Linked DNA regions of Homo sapiens: region 1 is linked to region 2. Evidence: chromatin loops called from intact Hi-C (ENCODE). Cell type or tissue: PC-3. All regions are shown on one strand. Links, peaks and the distances in the headings refer to the core of each region. The heading gives the core; the rest is flanking DNA.

What was found. Peaks named below come from ENCODE experiments on the same cell type or tissue, not always from the same donor. Only the 100,000 strongest peaks of a DNase experiment are listed, where the experiment ranks them.
Region 1: it touches region 2 in a loop (8-fold over the local background); 1 of 110 quality-filtered maps calls a loop at or near these places.

Annotation. Positions count from the first base shown.
Region 1 is chr16:68,950,325-68,955,703 of GRCh38, reverse strand. The region is part of intron 14 of TANGO6 (transport and golgi organization 6 homolog); the gene reads right to left. Among named protein-coding and RNA genes, the nearest start is that of TANGO6, 110 kb to the right of the region's middle. In PC-3, for the core only: no CTCF peak of the experiment used is centred there; no DNase peak of the experiment used is centred there; H3K27ac peaks cover 1,290 bases.
Region 2 is chr16:69,014,428-69,019,806 of GRCh38, reverse strand. All of the region lies in intron 15 of TANGO6 (transport and golgi organization 6 homolog), which reads right to left. Among named protein-coding and RNA genes, the nearest start is that of HAS3, 89 kb to the left of the region's middle. In PC-3, for the core only: no CTCF peak of the experiment used is centred there; DNase peaks (open chromatin) are centred at 2,196 and 2,626; H3K27ac peaks cover 3,719 bases.

The DNA of each region.
Region 1 (5,379 bases), core at 249-5,248, 64 kb after region 2:
ATCAGACTTTCCACTGATAAATTCTATCATGCTAAACAAGTATATTCACTCCTGAATCTTTCTCCTTTATACTGTTGTCTCACTGAGTAATTTAAATTGAATTTATTTTCACATTTTCACGTACAATTTTTGACCCAGTGACCCAACTGATCGTCTCAGCATCTTAATAAGTGCTGCAAGTAACAGCTTCTAATAAGTATGAGTGAAAGATCAAACACCACTGTGCCAATGCAGTCACAGTGAGGAGCAGAGCAGCGTTGCTCTATGAGCTGTCATTTTCCTTGTATGTCCCCTGTTATGAATGGCATCTGGACAGATATATCCCGGATGAAATTCTGCTCCTAGCTTAACCATTTGGTTGCTGAATTGCAAGACAAATAATAGATACATTCAATTTTATCTAATTAGTATACTCTGACTTAATAATTTTGCAAACTGAATCACTTTACAAACTAAATATAGAGAAGTTATTATTATGGTCTGGTTTCCAAGCAACGATTTCATTAAGAAAAGCTCCACTTGGGAAAAACATCTGTTTGTCAGTTAGGTTTCTGCTGTCATATAATTTCACAGTGAAAAAGCCATAGTCACTCTGTGCTTTAGTAATCCCTAGTTGTGAAAAGGTCAACGGGGGGTACTACACCGAGGGAAGCCATCTGTTTCAATCTGTACTAGTCCCTGAACCTTGTTGTCATGAAACAATTCAGTTTCCCTAAACAGCCATGTAATTTTAAAAACATTCTCTTCTTATTATAAAATCAATACGTGTTCATATTAGAAAACATGAAAAATATAAAAGACACAAAGAAGAAAATAAAAATCACCTGAGTTTTTGATGCCTTCATGTTAGATCTCATTTGAAAATGGATTCCACCGCTAAAAAATTACTTAAAACCCACTGGCCTAAAATAATGCCATATGGTTTTTTACCTTTTTAATCTGCAATTAGGATGTTTTTCATAATGGTTAAGGGCTGTGTGTTGGACAACCAAGCTCAGAAATTTGTACAGATATCCAAACATTCTCATTGCATTTTATGAAAGTAGGCTTAAGGAGAGACTGAATTCTCCATCAGTGGTGAAGAGGTGAGGAAGGGTGTGTATGTGGCATGACACATGAAATGTGGTATAAAACTTTCTCGCTAGGCACGTACATAGCCTGACAGTGAGTTCTCAAAACTTTTTTTTTCTTTTGAGCAGCAGAACTTTGTTTTTCCATGAAATCTTAAGAGAGGGCTTGATGAAAGAGAGAAAAGGAGAGCCATCTGGTTAGAGTGGGTTGCCTGGTGCTCCAAACCCACTCACCCATGCCCCTCCTTACTGATCCTAAGGGTCTGGAGGGCACAGGCGTTCATGCAGTTCTTGCCTCCTGCTCCTCCCTGCTGTAGTCCTGCTGCTTTGCTGTTTCGCATCCTACAACACTCTTTCCTCCTTCCTTTTTTTTTTTTTTTTTTTGAGATGGAGTCTTGCTCTGTTGCTCAGGCTGGAGTGTAGTGGCACGATCTCAGCTCACTGCAACCTCTGCTTCCTGGGTTGAAGCAATTCTCCTGCCTCAGCCTCCCAAGTGGCTGGGATTACAGGCACACACCACCACACCCAGCTAACTTTTCTTTTTTTTTGTATTTTTAGTAGAGACGAGGTTTCACCATGTTGGCCAGGCTGGTCTCGAACTCCTGACCTCAAGTGATCCGCCCACCTCGGCCTCCGAAAGTGCTGGGATTACAGGCATGAGCCACTGTGCCTGGTCTCCTCCCTTCTTTACTAGGTTAATTCCTAACTACCCACAGATCCTCACTGATGGGTTACTGCCTCGTTCCCTTGCTGTCAGGGAAAATGTCCCTAAAACATGTTTAGTGAAGCAATTAAATACATCTTAATTTCATGGTTTCTGGGGCTCATTTCAAGTCCTTCTCCTCCTATTCATATAGACTAGCTGTCACAAAGGCGGGTTTCACGACCAAGAAGACAGTATGAGATACCTCCAGGTAGAGTCAGTTGCTTAAATGTCTACTTTACAAGCTATTAAGGAGGTCTAAGTATCTTCCCTACAGAACGGCTATTTAAATTTTGCCCTGGAGCCACCCTTTATCTAGTAAAGTTGGAATCTGAAGGCAAGTTAAGGAGGATGGAGTTAGTGAGAGAACACCATGTACCTTTTATTTAGAGCACCTGTGTCAAAACCATGTTTTACATTTGTGTGATTTTGTATCATTTGCTCTTCTCCAACTGTAAACTCCATGAAGGCAAGACATGACTGTTTTTCTCAGTGTTGTACCTTGCACAGCACCCTCAAACATAGCAGTGCTCAATAAATATCTGTTGAGGCGGGTGCAGTGGCTCACGCCTATAATCCCAGCACTTTGGGAGGCCGAGGCAGGTGTATCACCTGAGGTCAGGAATTCGAGATCAGCCTGGCCAACATGGCGAAACCCTGTCTCTGCTAAATACAAAAAACTAGCCAGGCGTGGTGGTGCGTGCCTGTAATCCCAGTTACTCAGGAAGCCGAGGCAGGAGAATCGCTCGAACCTGGGAGGCAGAGGTTGCAGTGAGCCAAGATTGTGCCACTGCACTCCAGCTTGGGAGACAGAGCAAGACTCCGTCTCACACACACAAAATAATAATAATAATAATAATAATAATAATAATAATAATAAAAAATACCTGTTGAGTGAATGAACATTTTAAGCCATTAACAACAACAACAAAAAGAAAACCCTAATTGCCAAAGAAAATATTTTACAATTCTCTTTTTGTCCCTATTTAAAGGTTATCAATAGTGGAAAACAAAAGTTGAACACAAAGTACAAAAGTGATTCTAAAACAGCTTTCTCCTAAGAAACACCTTAGCAATCATGTCCCAGCAGGTGGACAGAGAGATGACCTAATGAGGTCTTTGGCAGCTCAAGGGGTTGTGATTCATTCCCTGAGGCTCAATTCATTCCCAACCTTCAATCCTCCTCTGGGGCAGGAGAGATACCACAAGGTCAGGAAGCACAAAAGCCTAATGTAAAAATCTAAAAATGTGTTGCCCAAACTGTACAGACACCATTTAAGTTTACCTTCCACCACTGCCAAGTTCTCAACGTGACCTGAGAGGGGGTAATTGATGCTTCATTCAGTTAAAAATTGTAAAGTTATGATTCACCAACAAAAGGAACTATGTCAGTGTTAATAAAAAATATAATTGGGCTTACTAAGTGTGTGAACAGCTTCAAGTATCATCTTAATCACATCTGGTGAGATTAGGAATTTTAATTTGTATTTGAGATGAAGGGTGACATAGGCTGCTTGCTCTTTAGTTGGGGAGGGAAACACAAAAGCAGGGTGCACCTCTAGCTGATACTGCAATAAAGCTCCAGTAAAAACCATGGATTACTTAGAGAGTGTGGGATGCTGTATTTAAGGGGAAGTCTGAAGAGGGACTTGCTGTTTTACTTACAAGCTCTCTCACTACTCCATCCTCCTTAACTTGCCTTCAAATTCCAACTTTACTAGAGAAAGGGTGGCTCCAGGGCAAAATTTAAATCGCTGTTCTGCAGGGAAGGTACTTAGACCTCCTTAATAGCTTGTAAAGTGGACATTTAAGCAACTGACTCTTTACCTGGAGGTATCTCATGTTGCCTTCTTGGTCATGAATCCTGCCTTTGTGACAGCTAGTCTATATGAATAGGAGGTGAGGGACTTTAAAGGAGCCCCAGAAGCCATGAAATTAAGAAGTATTTAATTGCTTCACTGAAAATGTCATGATCCATGGTTCCATGGTTTAATTTTACCATCCGTAAGAGCAGAGGCTGGCCAGGTGTGGTGGCTCACGCCTGTAATCTCAGCACTTTGGGAGGCCGAGGCGGGTGGATCACAAGGTCAGGAGATCGAGACCATCCTAGCTAACACGGTGAAACCTCGTCTCTACTAAAAATACAAAAAATTAGCTGGGCGTGGTGGCGGGTGCCTGTAGTCCCAGCTACTCAGGAGGCTGAGGCAGGAGAATGGTGTGAACCGGGAAGGCAGAGCTTGCAGTGAGCTGAGATCACGCCACTGCACTCTAGCTTAGGCGATAGAGCGAGACTCTGTCTCAAAAAAAAAAAAAAAAAAGAACAGAGGCCATGGTGTTGTGACAAAGGTGAGAAAATGCAATGGAAAAAGGAAGGAAGTACAGAGGCATAAATAAGGGCCTTGGCTTTGGAGTTGAATCCAGCCTCTATTACATACTGGTTGGCCAAGCAGTTGGCCTCTTAGCCCTGGTTTCTTTGTCTGAAAAATGGGAGATGAAGATACTGACTCCTATACCTTGCCTTCATGCCCATTTTGCTCCACTAACAACCTGAACTGCTTCCCTTCTGTTATACTTTATATTTGCCCAACCCCCCCACCCTGCCTTTTTTTTTTGAGACAGGGTCTCTGTCACCCAGGCTGGAGTGCAGTTGTATGATCACAGCTTGCTGCAGTCTTGACCTCTTGGGCTCAAGTGATTCTCCCACTTCAGCCTCCAGAGTAGCTGGGACTATAGGCATGCGCTACCACACCCGGCTAATTTTTAAAATTTTTATAGAGACAGGATTTTGCCATGTTGTCCAGGCTGGTCTTAAACTACTGGGCTCAAGTGATCGTCCACATCGACCTCCCAAAGTGCTGGGATTACAGGCAGCAGCCACAGCACCTGGTCTGGCCCCACTCTTGAACATCTTCCTACCTTTGCTTTTCCCTCAGCTTCAATCCCCTCACACTCATTTGAGTGTCTAAATCCTGCCCACCCATCTTTCATAGTCCTGAGAGCTCCACAAAAAACAACAGTACTGTTCTGAGTTTTTAACGTTATTTTTAAATTTTTTAAATTTACTTTTTTTTTGAGACAGAGTCTTGCTCTATTGCCCAGGCTGGAGTGCAACGGTGCCACATCAGCTCACTGCAACCTCCGCCTCCCAGGCTCAAGCGATTCTCCTGCCTCAGCCTCCTGAGCAGCTGGGATCACAGGTGCCCGCCACCACACCTGGCTAATTTTAGTACTTTTAGTAGAGATGGGGTTTCACCATGTTGGCCAAGCTGGTCTCGAACTCCTGAACTCGTGATCGACCCACCTCAGCCTCCCAAAGTGCTGGGACTACAGGTGTGAGCCACCGCGCCCATCCTAAATTTTTTTTTTAAAACAGAGTCTCGCTCTGTCGCCCAGGCTGGAATACAGTGGCTCGATCTCGGCTCACTGCAACCTCCGCCTCCCAGGTTCAAGCGATTCTCCTGCCTCAGCCTCCAGAGTAGCTGGGATTATAGGAACCCATACTATGCCCAGCTAATTTCGTATTTTTCGTAGAGATGGGGTTTCACCATGTAGGACCAGGCTGGTTTCAAACTCCTGACCTCAGGTGATCTGCTTGCCTCGGCCTCC
Region 2 (5,379 bases), core at 235-5,234:
CAGCACTTTGGGAGGCTGAGGCGGGAGGATTGCTTGAGCCCAGGAGTTTGAGACCAGCCTGGGCAACATAGGGATAGTTTGTCTCTACAAAACTAAAATGAAATAAAATAAGGAGAAAAGAAGATGCCCAAAGTTTAAGGAGTACATATAAACAGATAAGTACTGACAATTATAGAACTGTGTGGCAAATGCTGTCACAGAGTCAAGCAGAGGTTGCTCGAAAGCATGACTTTGCTAGTCTCAGTCCCTTGGAAGGAAGAGGACGAAGAAGTTTGTTTTTTTTCGTTTTTGTTTTTGTTTTCCCCTCAAGGTCCAAAGCACAATGTACCTTCCATACAGTATAAGAAAAAGATAAAGGAGTACTTTCTCCAAAATGCTCCCAATTCCTAACATACTACATGCAGTCATAAGACTCACCTCTGTCCTGTTAACATCAACGTATGCTGCCAAAACTAAATCATTGATGACCTAGACATAACCTATTTTCAGAATAGAAAAGAGGAGATTTGAATTGTCATCTCAGACTCTTTGACCCAGTCTTTGCATTTCTAATTATCTATCCTAGAGAGGTAGTTACATATCTGCACAAGGACATCTGCATCAAGAATTTAGTGAATTGTAATCGTGAAAAATGAGAAGAAATAAACTAAAAAATTCATATAGGAAAGGTTAAATAACCATGGTATACCCATATTACGGATTACTATGCAGTGATTAAAATGAACATGACAGAATTATATATACTGACATGAAAAGCTCTCCTCAAGACATTGTTAAAGTGAAAGAAACTACCAGAACCAGTATTCCCATTTATGTATGCAAATATGCACACACACAACTTTTCCTACTATTAACAAATCAAACATACAGATTTATTTATTTATTTATTTATTTTTTGAGACGGAGTCTCACTCTGTCGCCCAGGCTGGAGTGCAGTGGCGTGATCTTGGCTCACTGCAAGCTCCGCCTCCCGGGCCTCAACCTCCTGAGTAGCTGGGACTACAGGCACCCGCCACCACGCCCGGCTAATTTTCTTTTTAATATTTTTAGTAGAGATGGGGTTTCACCGTGTTAGCCAGGATAGTCTCGATCTCCTGACCTCGTGATCCGCCCGCCTCGGCCTCCAAAGTGCTGGGATTACAGGCGTGAGCCACCGCGCCCGGCAAACATACAGATTTAAATATGTACATTAAATATTCAAATGCATAGGAAAAAAGAGAAAGGACATATACTAAGACAAAGGAGTTAACTTGTTTGAAGAGTAAATAGAGCTGGGATCAAACTTAAATGGTCTGATACTTAATTCCTATGAGTTACCTATGAGTAACTCCTATGATATATTGCATTTAAGAGATTTCCGGCCGGGCGCGGTGGCTCACACCTGTAATCCCAGCACTTTGGGAGGCCGAGGCGGGCAGATCACGAGGTCAGGAGATTGAGACCATCCTGGCTAACACGGTGAAACCCCGTCTCTACTAAAAATATTAAAAAGAAAATTAGCCAGGCGTGGTGGCGGGCGCCTGTAGTCCCAGCTACTCGGGTGGCTGAGGCAGGAGAATGGCGTGAACCCGGGAGGCGGAGCTTGCAGTGAGCCGAGATCACACCACTGCACTCCAGCCTGGGCGACAGAGAGAGACTCTGTCTCAAAAAAAAAAAAAAAAAAAAAAGAGATTTCCAACGGCTGGGCATGGTGTGGCTCACCATGGTGAAACCTCGTCTCTACTAAAAATACAAAAATTAGCCAAGCATGGTGATGGGCTCCTGTAATCCCGCTACTTGGGAGGCTGAGGTAGGAGAATTGCTTGAACCTGGGATGATGAGGTTGCAGTGAGCTGAGATCACGCCATTGCACTCCAGCTTGGGCAACAAGGGTGAGACTCTGTCTCTCAAAAAAAAAAAAAAAAAGATTTCCAACTAAGACTAAAATATACTTTTCTACCTTTGTTGCAGTGCTTTCTCTTTCTGGAGTTAGGAAGGGGGCTTGCTCACTCTGCAGTGGGAGATGAGGATCCAGAGTTAGAGATCTGTGTTCTAGGGTTGGCCCTGCTGCCAACCAGCAGAGTGACCCCTGGGCAATTCACTTCGCTTCCCTGGAAGTGGAGATGAGCCAGTGAGACAAGATGACCTCTCAGGCCCCTTCCACTTCTAAGTGTGTGAGTTGGTGAGTCACTTTCAGTTTAGTCATTAGGAAAATGAGATTTAGGAGACTGGGGAAGGAAGAAAAGGCACACATTCATGAGCCCTGGAGTGGGAGGCTGTTGTGGTTAAAGGAAGAAGGTTCCTTGTCAGGAAGGAAGGCACATAAAAAATGAAGGAAGTTTGGAATCTACAAGCAGGGGAAATTGCAGGTTGAAAAGGGTAAGAACACAGGAGAAACATTTTAATGTTTACTAATATAGTGGCTTATAGTTAAAAATAAATGATAAAGAAAAGGCATATTAACTTATCAAATAATGATTAAGTGTGTACTATGTGTCTGCCACTGTGCTGGGCCCTGGGGGACTAATCATAAGCAAGAAAGATACAGTCCTTACCCTCATGGCAAAACCTAATGGGGAAGAGGAAAAATACTGACCAAGCAATAACAATGGAGTGAGATGTGCCAAAATGGTGACAGAGAGGGACTTTTATGAGTAATGTTTGATCTGGTTTCTATTCTATTAACAACAGCTCCAGTATTATCTTATTTGCTCAGACTCTAAAGTGTGTTCATTTTTTTTTCACTACTCCCTGTTACCCTTCAATTAGTTCACTTATTATTCAGTCTTCGTTTACTTCCACACAGGATCTGAAGCAACTTACAATAAATAACGTTGAAACCATGTGTCATTAAAATAAACATTTTAGGCTGGGTATGGTGGCTTACACCTGTAATCCCAGCACTTTGGGAGGCTGAGGTGGGCGAATCACCTGAGGTCAGGAGTTTGAGACCATCCTGGCCAACATGGTGAAACCCATCTCTACTAAAAATACAAAAAATTTAGCCAGGTGTGGTGGTGCCTGCCTGTGGTCCCAGCTACTCAGGAGGCTGAGGCAGAAGAATAGCTTTAACCCAGGAGGCGGAGGTTGCAGTGAGCTGAGATCGCACCATTGCACTCCAGCCTGGGTAGAGACTCCATCTCAAAATAATAATAATAAATAAAATAAAATACATAAAATAAATATTTTAAAACCTCTACAGTAAGTGAGAGAAGTGCAGACATCCCAAGCTAAGAATGGCTACTGCAAATAAACCAAGAGTTTAGTAGTTTAATTTTACAATTCTTGGTAGCTAAGGCAAAAAAGGAATTAGAAAACACAGCTCTCATTATCCAATAAAAGAAGGAACATCATGAAGAGAGAGAAACTTCAGGAAGGACACTAAGAGGTATCTCATTCATTCATCCGGCAAATCTTTTTTTTTTTTTTGAGATGGAGTTTCGCTCTTGTTGCCCAGGCTGGAATGCAACAGCGCAATCTCGGCTCACCGCAACCTCCCTCTCCCAGGTTCAAGTAATTCTCCTGCCTCAGCCTCCCAAGTAGCTGGGATTACAGGCATGTGCCACCACGCCTGGCTAATTGATCCAGCAAATCTTAATTGAGTGCCCACAGTACTCCAATGTGCCAATGTTCTCAGTACTGAGGACAATATGGCATGAACAAGAAATCAAAGCTCCCATCTTCATGAAGCCTACTTCTAGCGGGGAAGAAAGACAATAAATAATAAAATTTCCAGCAGCAATGAAGGCTATGAAAAAAAATAAGGAGCGGGGGAGTTGACAATGTGGGTGAGGGCTCAGGGAAGAGCTCTCAGAGGAGAAGACCTCAAGGAACAAGGCATGTGAGGGCCTGGTGGAAAAGTGAAGAAGAGAGTGGGCAATAGAAGCTTTATATTCAATGCAGGAATCATACGGCTGTTTCTTATACTGACTGGCCATATAAGTCAAGAGCATATCACTATATTAACAAAACTGCAACTTAACGTTCCATTTATGTAAATTCCTGCCCTAACTGAGCTCCAGCACTCCTTTGAAAATGAGCATCCATTGGCCAGGTGCGGTGGCTCATGCCTGTAATCCCAGCACTTTGGGAAGCAGAGGGGGCGGATCATGAGGTCAGGAGATCGAGACCATCCTGGCTAACATGGCGAAACCCGGTCTCTATTAAAAATACAAAAAATTATCTGGGCGTGGTGGCGGGCGCCTGTAGTCCCAGCTACTCGGGAAGCTGAGGCAGGAGAATGGCGTGAACCCAGGAGGTGGAGCTTACAGTTAGCCGAGATCATGCCACAGCACTCCAGCCTGGGCGACAGAGCAAGACTCTGTTTAAAATAAATAAATAAATAAATAAATAAATAAATAAAATAAAATGAGCATCTGTTAAACTACATGCTCCATCAACCCATCCCAGCTACATCTGAGAACCCAAGAAGCCAGTGGGAGTGTCAGCATCTCAGACCCTGCATTGTACCTGGTCAGCTGGCTCTGGGCTCACTTGCTACCTTGTTTTCCAAGTGTTGGACTGGAAGAACTGGAACACTCACTGCATCCACTCTGCATTTCTCAAAGGGCCCCTGCCTCCACGTTCTCCGAGACTGGACCTCTCTTAGGCCTCACATACATAGCCTAGATCTGTCACATACTTGGCTCAAACCTGGTCTTCTTTGGGGATTTATGACCTTGCCTTCATTTCTTGGGGCTCTGCTACCCTCTGACTAATCTTCCCTCCCTTCTGATCTTGTGATAGAGGTCTCAGGACTGTATTGTACCCTAGTCTCCAGGTGGGAGTTGGCTTGAACTGGTTTCTATGGAGAACAAAATGAATGCACATAGTCAAAGAATCTTCCAGGGCTGCAATTTGGCATAGGCATTGAATTTTAAGATCCTACATAAGAGGTTCTTTGTCTTTTCTTTTTCTTTTTTTTTTTTTTTTGAGACAAGGTCTTGTTCTGTCACCCAGGCTAGAGTGCAGTGGTGCAATCATAACTCACTGCAGAATCAAACTCCTGGGCTCAAGAGATCCTCTTGCTTTAGCCTCCTGAGTAGGGTGGGACTATAGATGCACACCACCATGCCCAGCTGGTTACAATTTTTTTTACAGAGATTGGGCCTTGCTATGTTGCCCAGGCTGGTCTCGAACTCCTGGGCTCAAGTGATCCTCCTGCCTTAGACTCCCAAAGTGCTGAGATTATAAGTGTGAGCCACTGTGCCCAGCCCAGGGGTTAATTTGAGCTTTAGGGATTCCTCTATGTCAAATTTTGTATACATCTCACTGGCATTTTCCCAATTTTCCTTACAAACAGTACATTAATTTTGTTCAAGTATCCACCTGTCGCCATCCCTCCCCATGTGATTCAGGCTACAGTTTCCATTGGTCTAAGTGAATCGTGGTGGACATCTC